Linked DNA regions of Mus musculus: region 2 is linked to region 1. Evidence: chromatin loops called from intact Hi-C (ENCODE). Cell type or tissue: heart. All regions are shown on one strand.

Evidence for each region. Peaks named below come from ENCODE experiments on the same cell type or tissue, not always from the same donor. Only the 100,000 strongest peaks of a DNase experiment are listed, where the experiment ranks them.
Region 2: it touches region 1 in a loop (2.6-fold over the local background); 2 of 42 quality-filtered maps call a loop at or near these places.

Annotation. Positions count from the first base shown.
Region 1 is chr14:46,314,037-46,322,036 of GRCm38, forward strand. No RefSeq gene overlaps it. Among named protein-coding and RNA genes, the nearest start is that of Gm15217, 61 kb to the right of the region's middle. In heart, no CTCF peak of the experiment used is centred here; DNase peaks (open chromatin) are centred at 2,685 and 3,645.
Region 2 is chr14:46,140,369-46,148,368 of GRCm38, forward strand. No RefSeq gene overlaps it. Among named protein-coding and RNA genes, the nearest start is that of Gm34499, 77 kb to the right of the region's middle. In heart, no CTCF peak of the experiment used is centred here; a DNase peak (open chromatin) is centred at 4,523; H3K27ac peaks cover 437 bases; H3K27me3 peaks cover 448 bases.

The DNA of each region.
Region 1 (8,000 bases):
AGAGAGAAAAAACAAAAAAACAAAAAACAAAACTCAAAGGTGGGAGTGGGATATCAAGATGTTAGCAGGTGATTTTAAAAGCAAGAATGGACCAAATGTAAACAGAGACCAAGCTGACTTGATCTAAACAAAAAGAGCAGAAAGTGAAACCCAGGAGAAAAGACGTTCCTCTTGATAGAGGAGGATCGGGGAGTCATCAATGAAAGACGAGAACAAACTTTCTTTTTCTTTCTCCATCTTATTTATTTATTAAACTTTTATCCATGAATCCCAAATTTGATCATATCCACTCCAACTCCCACCAAACCCCTCAGTGCTCCTCCTGAGTGCTCCCCGCCCAGCTTTATGTCTTCTCCTTCCTCCTCCTGCTATGGCTCCTCTTTCTCACCCTCTCTCCCCTTGCTGTTCTTTCCCCTCCTCCTCTTCCTCCCCAGTCCATAGAGTCTAATTGGTGTTTCCTATAGGCACGAGGATGCAAGACCATTCTTAGAGCAACCTGTCAGCAGGTACATCATCAAAGAAAAATGGCCCTTCCTCCCCCAGCAGCCATCAACTGCCAATAGCTTCTCAGATAGGGATGGAGCGGGGTGAGCCCTCCCCACAGCCATGGTTGAACGCTGACTGTCTTGATCTTGCACAGGTAGCCACAGTGGCTGTGCGTGTGTGACTGGAACAGCCATGTCATGGTCAGCAGACACCATTTTACCCACGTCTACCTATTCTCTGGCTCTTGTATTTCCTCTTCCCCCTTTTCCAAACAAACCCTCTTAGTACACAGTCTCTCATTGATGTGACCCAAAACTCTGAGTCTATGACTTTTAAATGGCAGCAATGCAAAACAAAACGAAAATGAACACAAAAACCCATCTACCTATACTAAGTACCCTTCAGTTTTTCTCAACAGTTCAGGATTAGTAAATGATGACGGTCATTATGAAACATTTTCAGAAGATTAAAAGCACACAAACAAGGGATGGAGCGATAGCTCTGTGCTTTAGAGCATCTCCTGCTGTTGTGAAGGACCTGGGTTCAGTTCCCATCACTTACACAATGGCTCACAACCACCTGTAATTCCAATCCCAGGGGTTCCAATGCCCTCGTCTGACTTCCATGGGCAGCAAGCATTCATGTGGTGCATAGACATACATACATACAGGCAGACACATGCAAAAAGTAGAAACAAATAAATCTTTAAAAAAAAATCATTTGAAGACACATACTGTTTTATGCTGAGAAGGGAAAGCACTGGGAAGACATGAGCCAATCGGGTTTGAACTTGTGCTGTGTAGCCTTAGCCAGGTCTGTTTTATGCGTTGGACTCACTCATATTGCCCTCTCTATGAGTAGCAAGTTTTAAAAGCAAGACAGGCTTTTTAGAATCCTTGTAAGGTTAAATTTTTCTGAAAGAACTTTTCATCAAAGGGCTTAAAGACAGGCAAAGCATCTTCTACACACTTGAATGAAAGGGTTCCCCGCCCCTTTCCTTTGCAGCTATCAATAGTTTAAGACAGAAACACATATGGGGAAATCTAGGAAGCCGTTTGCACTCAGTGGCTGTGTCCAGCTGAATTACTCCAGTCCACCTCTTCAGAGCTTAAGCATTAACGGGTGCGAGGGGACTTTTGCTAAGAATGACATCATCACACCCTTTAATGCTCATGTCAGATCTGTTCCCCTACAATGCAGCAATTTTTCCTTTCCTGCTCGCTTCAGTGGTCTTGTCTTCTCCACTCTGTGTCCCTCATCCTAGTCCCTAACTTATCCCTAAAACAGGGTGCTCATTTCCCCTCCCCTTTTCAGAATGCCACACTCCACCTGAGTCATTTTGCTTCCCCTCCCCACCCCCCCACAAGAAAGTGGGCACAGACCCTTCTGTCACAGCATCTATGAGGAACCCGTTTCTCAATTTGCTGTGCTAGGCCAAGACAGCAAGTGGCAGGGGCAGGGGCAGGGGCAGGCACTTAAGGTGCGTGGCAATTGCTGCAGCTGTGTGAGACTATGTTGATTTCGACACCCATGCCTATGGATAGAACTCTACCCTCTTGTCTTCTTTGTGATTGAAGTTCAGCATAAAATAGGCAGAGTTTGACTTTCACAAACCTGATAAAACCCTCTCCTAAAATGTAACTTATTAGTCATTTCCAAATTATGCCAACCACCTATTTACACACACACATTCACACTCTTTCTTGGATTTTGTTTTTTGTGTTTTTTTTTGTATATGCACTTTTTATTAGATATTTTCTTTACCCCTTTCTTTGCTCTTTGTCTCTCCACTTCCCTCTTTCCAGTTCCCCAGTCTTTCCTCAATAATAGTGGAGAGGAGAATCCCTGAAAGGAGACCATTCTAAGACACTTAGTGAATCTAAGATCACCACTGCTTAAGCCCAGGTTGATTTTTTTTAAAAAGACTGAATTTTGTTACATTCATTTTGGAGCATGAAATCCAGTGTTTCTCACTCTGAGCAGCCCTGTACAGATGGAATCTTCTAATTTAATCTATAAAAAACTAGCAGAATGTCCTCATGCCAAGTGACACAGGTCCTCTGACCTTGCCTCGGAGGTCACAAAAGGAGACAGAAGCCAGAAGGCAGGGGAAACAGAAACTCAGGTAGTCAGACCCTTGATCCCTGTGAACTGAATGTTACCCACACACTAAAGGAACAGAAGAGGGTGGGACAGGCAGGCGCAGAGCCAAAGGGAGATGGAGGAAGAAGGCAGGGAAAGCGGAAAGGGAAGAACTGGGAAAAGCAGAGCAATTGTCTCTTCTCCCTCAGATGAAGAAAGCAAGACTTGGAAAGTTGAAGAAACTTGCTCAAGATGTCTGAAGATGCAAGCCATCTGAACCTAGCTCGATCTGACTCTGGAGTACATTCCCCGCCCATCTTATGCCCCAGAGTAGGGTCAAGTGTCCGTCCACTGACCACACTTAGGCCAGTACTCTACCCTAAGCCACATCCAAGCTGCTGAACAAGTTATTTCTGCAAAGAGTGAAAGAAGAGAACAAAATCTAGACAGTGTCAGCCTAGGCTTTTAGGAAAAGTTTAAATTTCCTTAAGAGTAGAGAAATAAAATTTGGGCAATAAAATCAACCTGAAGATCCCCTGGTCTGGCTGGACTATTTTCAGAAGGTTAAAATGAGGATGGTAAACATTAACGTGCAAGTGAAGTTTGAAGAGTTGGAAAAAGCGGGACCCTCTTTCTCCCCAAACCCAACAACAAGCTTCAGAGACAGGCCTCTAATAGTCAGACTGAGGCTGTAAGAATCAGCGGATTGCTTCGGGTTACCCGGGAACAGTAAGGGAGAATGGTTGGGAGCGGCTCTTCCCACCATTACCCACTGGAGTTTAATACCAAGTTTAAGGTGCCAGGAACTTGTCCCCTCTCTCCTTCCTGGGCAGATTCTCCCTTACTGGATGTCTGGGGGTTCATTCAGTGACCGTGAGGCAGACAACGCTCCTGGGTTGGCTGGCTCCGATTGCTTGTGTTGGAACAAGCTGGCTACAGGGAATTCCACACAAGTGCTCCTAGCATTCCACATTCTTGGACGAGACCAGCGCTTCACAAGACCGTGGATGGCTTTGTTATGTCTTATCTCCGAATCTGCAGTTGGAGGCTTTCCTTCCTTTTGCAGGTGCTCCCATTTCCCTCATTATTGTTTATTAGAAAATCTTGTGGCCTTCCAAAGTCATTCTTATGCTAAGGAAGGCCGAGTGTGATAACATATTTGTGTTGGCCCAGAGTGAGGACAGGGCAAATACCAAAAGTCACATAATCATGACTCTAACTGAAAGTGGTGCTTCATGCATAAACAAAAGTCCCCTCCCCCAACCGGGGGTGGGGGGGGGAAGAGGGGGGATGCCACGAAAGTCGCAGACACACAAGAGAAGGCACAATGTCGCTGCAGCAGCTGCTGACGCAACAAATCCCGTCGCTTCAGCTCAGAGAAAGCTGTAGCTGGGACTAATTTCTAAGCTTTGATTCAGGGACTGTGTGTTAGTCGGGCAGTATTTCTCAAGGCAAAATAGTGTCTGATGAGGCCTAGCCTGGATCAAGATGTCAGCATGGAAATATATTGTGGTTGTTTCAATGAGAATTGAGGTGGGGAACATGGCAGCAAGCAGGGAGCTATGACACTGGATCAGTAGCTAAGAGCTTATACCTTATCCAAAAGTTGAAGGGGTTGGAGTGGGTGCTGGGACTGACATGGGCTTTTGAAATCTTAAAGCCTACCATCAGTGACACACCACCTCAGACAAGGCTGCACAACCAAAGCCTTCCAAAAGTAAGGTGGTGAGCAACTGAGGAAGCCATTCAACACCTTAAACCCCAGCATGCAGGAGGCAGAGGCAAGTGAATCTCTGTAAGTTCGAGTCCAGCCTGGTCTACATAGTGAGTTCCAGGACAGCCAGGGCTATACAGAGAAACTGTGTCTTGAAAACAAAACCAAAATACAAAGACAAGACAAGACAAAACAAACAAACAAAAACACTCAAAAATAAAAAACAAGACATTCAACATAGCCCCCCAAAACACATGTTCACATATACACATGAATATATACACACACAAAAAAAATGTAACCAAACATAGACTGGTCCCTCCTCTTACAGAGCATCAGTGGGAGATAAAAAAGATCCCTATCAGATAAACACAAAAATACATCTTCAAGCAAAACAGGAGCACGGCCTAGGAAGAGCAAGCGCCTGTGGGCTGTGTGGGAAGCTGATGAGACAGTATAGTCTCAGGCAACTTTAGCCTTTGCTTCGATCGGGGTTTTTCCAATCACCGGCATCTTAGCACCTATGCTATGCAAGGGAAGTGAAAATACAGGAGGCTTCTGCCATGTAAACAGCGAGTGAAGCAATGGCTGTAAATGGCTTTGAAAAATTACAGCCTTGTGATCCACAAGGCACTCGAACAAAGAAGTTTCAAATGTCATGAACTAAAGCACAAATAACTGTTCTATGCTCCTAAGGAAGCAATCTGAATGAGTAGATTTTGTTATGTAATTCTGAGTAATTGAAATCACTCATAGCAGTTTAATCATAATTTTGTAATTCTCCGTAAGTGAAGCAATGATATGAATGTTAGACAGTGTGAAGCAGCCATGATTTAACTTTTCATTCACTTTTGCCACCAATTTTAAAAGCATGCCATTAATGTTTTGTGCAGTGTGGTTATATGATATATCCACCTATTTGATTAATTATAAAGAGATAAGTCAAACCAATATGAGATGTCTTTGCCATATTGATAAATTTTTTATAATCACAGATCGCTCATAAAATATGAAAGCACTCTAATATATATGCCTTTATTATAAACATTATTTGAACAATATAAAAATATATTTTCTAGATTCCATTTTCATGCCAACCACAATTTGCCTCTTCTAAAATTATAAAGATATTTAAAAGCCTAAGCAGATCTTCAAGTCACATAATGTTTAGCTAACTTTTCAAGTTGCTTTGCTTAGTTTATGGTCACAGCCACTCTGTGAAGTGATCAAAGAAAAAACTAAGGCTTTGAATGGTTAAGTGGCAAGGTCAGATGGCTGGGAAATCACCAAGTTGGGAGGACCAGTTCCTCACTCCTTAGGGTAAGGGTCTCCCTATGTCCCATTCTAAATCACCTAGGAAGAATGTTGTATTAATTGCATTTTTACTGTTGGGATGAGATACCTGGCATAAGGAAAAAGGGGTTTATTTGGGCTCACAGTTTCAGTGCAAAGTCCATCATGTTAAGGAAGGTGTGGCAGCTGGATTGATCTTAAAAGACCCAGCCCAGTGTGGGTGGTACCAATCCCTAGGCAGCTCATCACATTGCATATATAGTCTGGAGGCAGAGGGATGAAGGCTGGTTCTCAGCTTGCTTTCTCCTTTTTATTCACTCTAGGATCCCAGCCCATGAACTATTCGCATTCAAAGTAGGACTTCCTACCTCAGTTAAGGCCCTCTACACATACCCTCATAAACATACTCAAATGTCTATCTCTTAGGTGATTCTAAATCTTGTCCCATAACAATCAAGATTACTCATTGCAGGTGTTATCCTCAAGACAAAGAGTGTAATCTCATTTAATTTCAGATATCCTGACCAAAAGCACCTCAGATGAGAAAGGTGATCATTTCAGCTAGCACCTCCAGGTTATAATCCATTATTGTGAGAAAGCCAAGCCAAGAGCTTCTAACAGCTAGACATACCACATCCACAGGGGCAGAAAGGAATGAATGCATCTATCCTTGTTTGCTTGCTTCTACTCAGCTCAATTTCTCCATCCTTATACAATCAGCATCCCTGCCTAGGGAGTGGTACCACCTACACTGGGCTGGATCTTCTAAAATCAATTATCTTAATTAAGACAATCACATACACACATGCCCACAGGCCAGCCCAATGAAGACACTCTTTCATTTATACTCACTTCCCAGGTGATTCTACATTGTGTCAAGGTCACAATCTAACCATCACAGATATCATTCTTAATAGAAAAGCTGAAAGTTGAATAGTCCCCTTAAGTACTTCATCAAGAATGAATACAAAGCAGTTGGTTATCTTAGTTAACTTTTAACTGTTAATTGACACAGCATGAAGCAACAGGATGTACAACCTCAACTGATGAATTTCCTAGGTTGGATTGGCCTGAGGGGATATCTGCAGGGGATTATCTTGATTACTAATTGATACAGGAGAGCCTGGTCCACTGTAGGTGGAGTCACTCTATGAGTAGGTGGTCCAGGGCTGTTTTAGGAAGCTGTTAAAGCAATCCATGTGCTCATAAGCAACATAGCAAGCATGCTTTCTGCTTGAAGCTCTTGCTAACTCCTCTCGACAGCAGACTAAGATCTGGAAATGTAAGCCAAATAAACCCTTCCCTCCCTTAAATTGCTGATAGTCAGAGTGCATTATTAAAGCAACAGAAAAGAAAGTGGGGCATTAGTAAAAGAGTCCTTTGATCACCAAATGGGATTAGTTGTTTCAGTTTTTCTGTATCGTGCACTTCCTGAAATGCTTTGTGCACCAACGTTTGGACCTGATAACTTGACCAACATCTCCCTCCAGATCTCCCTCACACACTGATGACTAAGCACCAGTTCCAGAGACATCCATTTCACCCACATAAATAGAATAGCCCTATGCATCCTGACACATGTTCCCAATAAACTCCCTCATACTGATCCAGATATGTGTGCCAAAGGTAATGATTAGCTACCAAAGCCCATATAATGGGTATTCTCATTTCTATGCTACCAGCAGTTGAAGAAGGAAATCAAAAGGGCAAAGCATCTTAAGCACAATGAAACTACTGGGAATGTATAAACCAGGATCACCTTGTTACACATGTATCCTCCATCAGTAACATGGAGTTCCTAATGTTTGGTGATTTGGTTGTAATCACAGCTAAGGGGGGAAAGAACAGGACAAAATCACCAAGAATAAAAAGTCTTGCATGAAGAACTGGATAGCTCTAACTTCCTTCTGTTTACATCTTTTCCTTCATCAAAATGTAAAGTATAGCAGTGAGTAGCACCAGAAACAGGTGAGTATGAGAGCTCTAGACCAAGAGCTGAGCAGCAGAGAGGCCACCTGCCCAGCAAGAACAGTGTGGGGCATTGCTTTCTGGACTCATCCATCACAATTCTCAGAGCCTCCAAATCAGAACTAACGCTTTTACAAATGGGCAGATCTATGGGATGATTTGGAACCATGCTTTTTTTTTTAATTAGGTATTTTCCTCATTTACATTTCCATTGCTATACCAAAAGTCCCCCATACCCTCTCCCACCCCCCACTCCCCTACCCACCCACTCCCACTTTTTGGCCCTGGCATTCCCCTGTACTGGGGCATATAAAGTTTGCAAGTCCAATGGGCCTCTCTTTCCAGTGATGGCCAACTAGGCCATCTTCTGATATATATGCAGCAAGAGTCAAGAGCTCCGGGGTACTGGTTAGTTCATAATGTTGTTCCACCTATAGGGTTGCAGATCCCTTTAGCT
Region 2 (8,000 bases), 170 kb before region 1:
AATAAAAACATTACCACAAAATAATATTAATAAATTCAATTGCATTAGAATGTAAATGGATACTAAAGGCCTTTTGAAAGCACTATATGGAATTGTCTACTATAGAAACTGTCTAAAATATATACAAATGTAAAGAGAGACAGAATCTTGCCTTTGTTGTTGGGACCCAGGGTAGACACTGATTACATCTCCCGAGGGAAGGAATTTTAGCTAAGATATGGAACAACTAGTATCTTGATTTGCTGTTTGTAGATGTGATAATTGATATGATTGCTTTGCAGTAAGGGGATTTCACACGATGCCCCATGGGGGGCAGGACCCCTGTGCATCACTGTCTAATTTGCTTCATTGTTTGCTCGCTTATCCTCTGTTCTGCATTAAAATGATGGAGTTGAGCGGGTCTAAAGGGTCTGGAGTAACAATGACAAGAATGGGTAGAAGGTCAGGAAGAAGATAGCACAGGAAGTTCAGTTTTTGGATAAACTAGATAGTGATGTAAGCGTGAAACATCTAACGGAATGTTTTGAAATAGCCACCATAACTGTCTTGAAGAAACAGAAGGACAAAGTGTCGAGTTTAGTGTGGATGTCATGGATGCTGTTGTCCTTATTTGGATCACAGTGATTGAAGCCATCCATGGTCAACTCTCCCTCTGCTCTCACAATCTCTGTCCTATAGCCATGTTCAGTGATTATGAGCAAGATGATGAATTTGAAAGATTCCATCTCAGCTAAGGGGTAAAAACAATGTCTGATGTCATTACATATACAAAATAAATAAATACACAAATAAAATAGTCTTCAGTAGGTGGACAAGTGAATAGCAAAGAAGCTGCAACATCACTAATGAAGCTCTGTCTGTTTGTTCAGTGACTGGTAGTGAACTAGCTGATTCTAACTCAAAGTGATCATGTGACAATGAAGGTAACATTATTAACATGACAGGAAAGTGCCTCTAAACCACATGGGGGAGGTGTGTAATAGAGCTACCAAAGAAGAGTGCTATGCCTGCATAACAATCCTGTGAGGCTACAAAATCTGATAGATTTCTCAGACACAAAACAAAACAAAACAAAACAAAACAAGGGAGTTCTGATGCCCTTTTCTGAACTTCATGAGCACTGCACACATTTGGTGCACCAACATTCATGCAGGCACACAAATACATAAATAAAAAAATTTAAAGAAGTAAATAAAAATAAAACAAAGAATATAATGTAGTAGGATGTCTCCTCAGGTCTAGGGAAGTCCTTCATGTTCTCTCAGCTGAAAGTACAGGTACAGTCAACAGTGAGCTTTGTAAGTGTGTGTGTGCATTCATGTGTGTGTTTGTGTATGTATGTGTGTGTACTTGTGTGTGTACACTCATGTATATTTATGCAGACACTTGTGTGTGCATGTTTGTACATACATGTGGGAGTCTGGGCATGTGTGAGTGATGGTTTTTATGTTGAGGGCATAGTGAAACTTGCAGGAGTCACTTATTTCCTGACACTGTGAGACTGCTGGGGGGTTGAAATCAGGGTGTCAGGGATGCAAGGCAAGCATCTTCTACCTTCTGAGTGCTCTCGATGACCTAGACTTTCAATGAACATGACCTAGACTTTCAATGAACATGCAATGCAGCTTCCTAGGCATAGACTGAGGCTACACTGTGTTTTGCTGCTCAAAGCCCTTATGATGCGTGGAAAGCAGAGGTACTTCAAATTTTCTTCTCTGTGAAGTACTCGTGTCTCTCTCTCTCTCTTTCTCTCTCTCTCTCTCTCTCTCTCTGTGTGTGTGTGTGTGTGTGTGTGTGTGTGTGTGTGTGTGTGTGTGTGTGTGTGTGTAAAAGCATAAGAACACCATTGCTGATCTTCAGAAGATTCGTCAGGAACAATGGTAATGCCACAGACCACCCACACAGTGAACAGCCAGAGATGCCCTTCCTTCCTGTGCCTAACTGTGTTTCGTGCACCAAATTGCTTTAAGTATAGTATAAAATACCCTTAGACTAGTGCATATTAAGTTTATATAAAACATAATTTTTTAATTTAGACAAAACTCCCAAAGCTGAAACACCTTTCTTGTCCTCAAAGAATCATGGAAATTTGGAAAAACACCAAATTTTCCATTGAGCAAATAGAAAAACACTAATTAAACTTTTAACATAGTGGAGGAAAGGTCAGAGAGATCACATAGTTGGTAAAGTTCTTGTCTTATTAAGAATGAAGATCTGAGTTTGATACCTGAAACCCGCAGTTAAAATGCTGGTCACACTTGTAGCTGTGAATCCCTGTGCTGAGGAAGAAGAGACATGTGGACCTGCAGGAGTCACTGGCCTGCTAGCTTAAATCACTTTGTGAGCTGCAAGCCAGCGAGACTTCCTGAGGTACACAGTGCCTGGCCACCAACGCCTGCAGTCATCTTCTGGCTCCCATACACACGAGCACAGAAAAACACACACATGTGCTTCTGCACGCATGCACACACACACACACACACACACACACACACACACACTTCCAAAAATGTCCTCAATGAGGACAGGATGGATGTAAAAGCCGGAGGATGGGCAGAGTGCACTGAAACATTGTTTTCTGGCCATGGCATTGCTGTTGCCCACTTGAGCTCGGGGAAACTGCAGTTACCCATACAAGACCTTCATAGCTCCACAACTCCCCAGGATTGATACAGGAGAGGCAGGTGAGGCTCCGCCCTGGCTGAGAAGCCACTGACAGTGGTTTCTGGGGAATGGGGAAAGTAATTTTTCTTGAGGGGTGTAACCTCTTGCCCATGAATTAATAAATAATCCCACATTCATGCTCATGCAAGCAACCCTAATAACACTCAGTGGAGAATTAAAAATAAAATACACAAATACGGAAGGAGGAGAAGTGGTGGGAAGAAGAAGGGACGGGTAGTGAATATGATCAAAACATTACATGCATATATGAACTTCTCAAAGACTAAGTAGACAATTTTAGAGTTAACTGCAGAATAGTCACTACGAGCTCATTTGCATAAAGTCTGTTGTCCATATACCAATCTTTTCTTGGAACAAAAATCACATTGCAATACACAGCATGTACTCAGCCGCAGTGATGGGGGATGTGTATTACTTTAATCTGTAGGATTTTTTTCACTAAGTGTTATGCAACTTTAATATTTGAAGATGAAACTAGGACTGGAAAGATGACTGCCTGGGCAAGGCACCTGTTGGCAAGCATGAGGATCCGAGTTCAGAGTCCTGCTATCCATTATTAAAAAGCGAAGAGACACAAACAAACAAACGAAAACCAGACACTGCTGTGTATCTTTAACCTCAGCACTTAGGGAGCAGAGACCAGGAGGATTCTGGGCGCTCTTGGCCAGCCACTGCAGCTGAAACACTGAGCCCTGGGTTCAGTGAGAAAGCCTGTCTCAAAAATAAGGCAGAGAAGCAACTGTGGACAATATCCTGATATCAATACCCATATATGAACACAGGTATACAACACACACACATACACACACACACACACATACACACACACACACACACACAGAGAGAGAGAGAGAGAGAGAGAGAGAGAGAGAGAGAGAGAGAGAGAGAGACACCATGAAAAAGAAAAAAAGAAAAAGGGGCAAAGGCCATTTTTAGCCCTGGATGGTAGAGAGTTTAAGCCAGGGTGCAGGGAGCAGAGTCTGAAAATGGCTCCTCCCTTGTGATGACAGTGTATTTGGAAGGATCTGAGAGGATGTTTCCAAGGAAACTTAGCAATGAAGTCCCAGACCATCATCTCTGACAAGAAGAAGAAAGGAGGGTGGGGTTTCTGTCTGCCCCATGAGAAGATTAAAAAGAGGAAATGAATTAAATTTTACATTAATAACAAAGTAAACATCTTTGTTTAAAACAACAACATTGTTGCCCCTGCAGCTATTGAGCCTCAGCAGACAGAGCCAGACGAGGGCTGCCCTAACTGCCCAGATAAGACCTTGCCAAGAGTGAAAGTATCAGCAAGAGGAAACGTATGCTAGACTACAACAAAATTAATTTCAGTGAGGGTATCACAGAGAACAAATTATCATGTCTGATAACACAGAGTCCTTGTAAGCCAAAGGACAAAGATAACGCTCAAGTTCAAAGACTTGCCGTTTACTTTGCCTTGAGTGGACTACATTTATTCTGAACACAAGAGGAATAATTAAGGATGTTTCCTGTGCTGTTTCTGATATTAATTAAAGCTCACCAAGGAGACCTGATAGGAGAACAATAGCAATGTAGCCAGTCAGATAGGAGCACAGATTCATTTGTGTTGCTTACTGCATGTCAGCTAAAGAATTTGTCTCCGGGCATATTTGAGAGCCACTTGTTTGTGACTTTGGTTAGAAGACTGTGAAGTAAAGTGCATTTGTTTTGTTGACAATCACTATTCATTTTTCATTCTACGGAAAGGAGACAAAGGGAAGCCCAAATGCAGAGGGACACAGCTCGTGGCCAGGTCCTTTGGCAGTAGCCAGTGGTTTGTGACGATCTGATTACCATTGTTTGGCCACTCACATGTGATTGCTTTTTATTTTGGATGTATTCGGGAAGAATGTGGGGTTGACAAAGCACTCAGGAATGAAGGTTTCGGCTCTGTGTTCTCACTCCCAGCTATGACTCATCTCTCTAATGAGGTTTGAGGGCAACTGTGTAACGCCTGTGTCTCAGTGTTTCATCTATAAAATGGGAATGGTAAGCACCACATGAACTACCAGGGGATTTTTGAAGTTACCTAATGAGTGTGAAGGTATTTCAAAACAAATAAGGCAATAAGGACATATATATGTATTGTAATCTTTTTATCTCATTCTGAAAGTTTTTTTGTTGTTGTTGTACAAAACAATGGATTTCATCACGGTATTTTTATACAAATATTTCTTGTCAATAAAGGTTGACAAATGATTTATTTTTAAGGAAGGAAAACATCTCTTGGGAATGAGCTTTCACAATACAATAAATCTCATTTCTCTTGGGTGGTCTTAAAAGACCTGAAGCTAAGTGCTGGGACAGGACAATCTTTCCAGGTTCCATCAGGTTCTCTGACTTCATCACGCCGTGCAGATCTGCTCAAATGTGCACACTGTTCGTTCTCATGTTCAAACAGCAGCAAAGTACCACAGTTCCTGTGCATTTTAGAAATTGGACAGCACTCCTGAATGCTGACTAATGTTTTAAATTGCAACTACTACAGTTCTTTCAAACCTCAAGGAATGTTCATAAATCTTAATCTCAATTAATTTTAGCAAAGCAGTGCCAGGGTCATGTTTCAATTAAAATTTGACCGAAGCCCATAGTCCTTGGGAAGGCAACATAAAGGAACTGCTTTCAAACACTGCAGCGGGAGAGGAGAGCAACGACAATTGAACGTTTGTACAAGTGATCTAATAAGCATATGGATGGGTACGGAGGCCAAAGCTGGCTGCCAGTTCTGCAGCTAATATTTCTAGAAGTCAGCATATGCTGATCACTGTGTTCCTGAAAACGGTTTCAGAAAGTGAAAACAAATGATGGTTCTCTGGCTTTTGATTGGCTATGTGAGCAGCACTTCGAGATCACCCTGAACTGGGAGGAAAGCAAGAAGCTTATCTATAGCTGTATGGGATTGGAGTGAATGCTGGGACTCGACGTCATCACTTTCTGAGTGACTAGCTCTCCAACCTTAAAAAATGAAAATGATCCTTCGATTGTGTATCAATTGCACACATATCCGGGGAGATGAAAACATGGGATTTTGTGTGATATTTCCTAGTGAAAGCTGGAAGAAGTATGATTTTTCTTCACTTCAGGAAACTAAAGCCTCTGGGGATTTCTCAGTGTTTAATTTGGACAAAGTCTGTGAAAGCGTTCAGTATTTACCCTGGTGCCACGTGAAGTGTGTGCTTTGGGCCTGAGTTGTCATTTCGGACTGAAATGTGAGTTTCCATTTGAAAAGATGTAGCTTTGACTAGGAATAAACTGTCACAGGCTGCTGAGGAGATGCCTGGAACTCTCAAATTAGCATCTTTCTAGATGGCCTCTTTCAAGACCACAATGCTTGGAGGAGGTGCAAAAATTGGAAAATTAAGACTTGCCCTAAATAAAAGGGTTGTGCTACATCTGGAGAAGCCATTGCTTTCTTTTGTTTTGAGAGACCTGATTGGAGGCTTCATGTATTTACTGAGCTACTGTGTGTGCTCTGGTGTGAGGTCGTCTCTAACCAGGAGCCCCAGTAGAGAGCAATAGCGGCTCTGAGGGCAGGTGGAGGAAGATGGTGTTTAGTAATTCCACTTCTTCAGCTGTTCTCAAGAGTGTCTCAAAAGAAAGGGAAGTCTCTTTCTTTTTCTAGGGTCTTGGTTAGGGTTTTCATTGCTGTGAAGAAACGCCATGACCATGGCAACTCTTATAAAGAAAAAAACATTTTAATGGGTCTGGCTTGCAGTTCAGAGGTTTAGTCCATTATTGTCATGGCAAGAAGCATGGCAGGCATGGTGCTGGAGAGGCGGCTGAGAGTTCCACATCTGAATGTGAAGTGGACAGGAAGAGAGAGTAAGCCACTAAGCCTGACTTGGGCATCTTAGACCTCAAAGCCCCCAGTAACACACACCCTCTAACAAGGCCACACCTCCTCCAACAAGGCCACACCTCCTAATAGTGCCACTCCTTTATGAGCCTATGGGAAACATTTTCACTCAAACCACCACATGGGGTATGTGGGTTTTTTTGTTTTGTTTTGTTTTGTTTTGTTTTTCATTTACTTTATCAAAGAGTCTTGCAGAAGCATCTCATCTCTCCATGTTACGTTCCTGACTTCAATCCTGTGCTTTTTCACAACTATTTTAGCAACTGAAAATGGTGCTCTCTTGATACAGGATGAAGTGGGCTTGAAAAAAGGCAACAATTTAGGCAAGGAAGCAGATAATATAGTTAAAGCAGAGCAAGAACACAAAGTAGTCTGGGGGTAGCTGCATGGAAGAAGGGATTTCTTGGTTCTAAGGAATAAGAAATTGTTAAAATAAAATAAAATAAATTAAAGACCTGACCGGCTCATGTGCACCAGTACTCTCCCAGCAGAGCTCAGAAAAAAAATATGTTTTTCTTCTTCATTAAAGAGAATAGCTTTATATGACTTTGCTGGCAATGAAGACGTGAGCCAGCAGGACAGCATGGAGCTAGTTCCCTGTCCCTGGGAGCATGCACTCAGCAGATAACTGCCTGCATCTCTGCTGCACAAGAGAATCACTTGTAATTCCCCACCATGAGGTTAATGTGAACTGTGGAAGCTGCCCGAATCAACATCACTACTCCATAAAACAAAGTCAGGCTTAGTCAAAGAGCTGTATCTTCAAAAAGAAATTTTGTAAGGAGACCCAATATTCAAAATATCTACTGGTAGTTTGAATGATTGCCCAAGACCCACTCACTCTTGCAAACCTGATTTTAAGGCATTATAGAAAACCCCTTATTTCTCTGCTATTAGGATCTATCATTTAGGAGCTTCTGAACTCATTGTGAGTAGCATATAGTCAATATTCCTGTAGCCTGGCCATGGAAGAGCCCACACATTGTGTCTGTCATTTACAAACATTCACTGAGTGCCTGTGAGGTGACGGTCTCTGTCCCACTTGCAGCGATGCAATGCTAAATCAGAAAGCAATGCTCCTCGCCATAGAAAAGTGAATGGACCAAGATGAAGCTTTGGTGAAATGACCAAACAACAAAAACATCCACATTGCCCTTCTGCCTTCCCTCTAACAACTCTCTGCTTACCTCGAGTTTCCGTTTCTTCAGTCCTTGAACAGTAAGGCCGGTAATGGAAGGGGAGGCTGAACACACAGCAAAGCCCCTGAGAAAATCTCGGAAGCTTCAGAGCTGTGCTTGCGTGGGCTTCAGAAGAATGCTTCATGGCCAGGAGCGCGGGTCCTGATCACAGAAGCCACTGGACATGGGCACAACACAATAGAAAGCATCCCTAAGTTAACTTTGGGCCACAGCAGACCCAGAGCCTCTTTAAATGA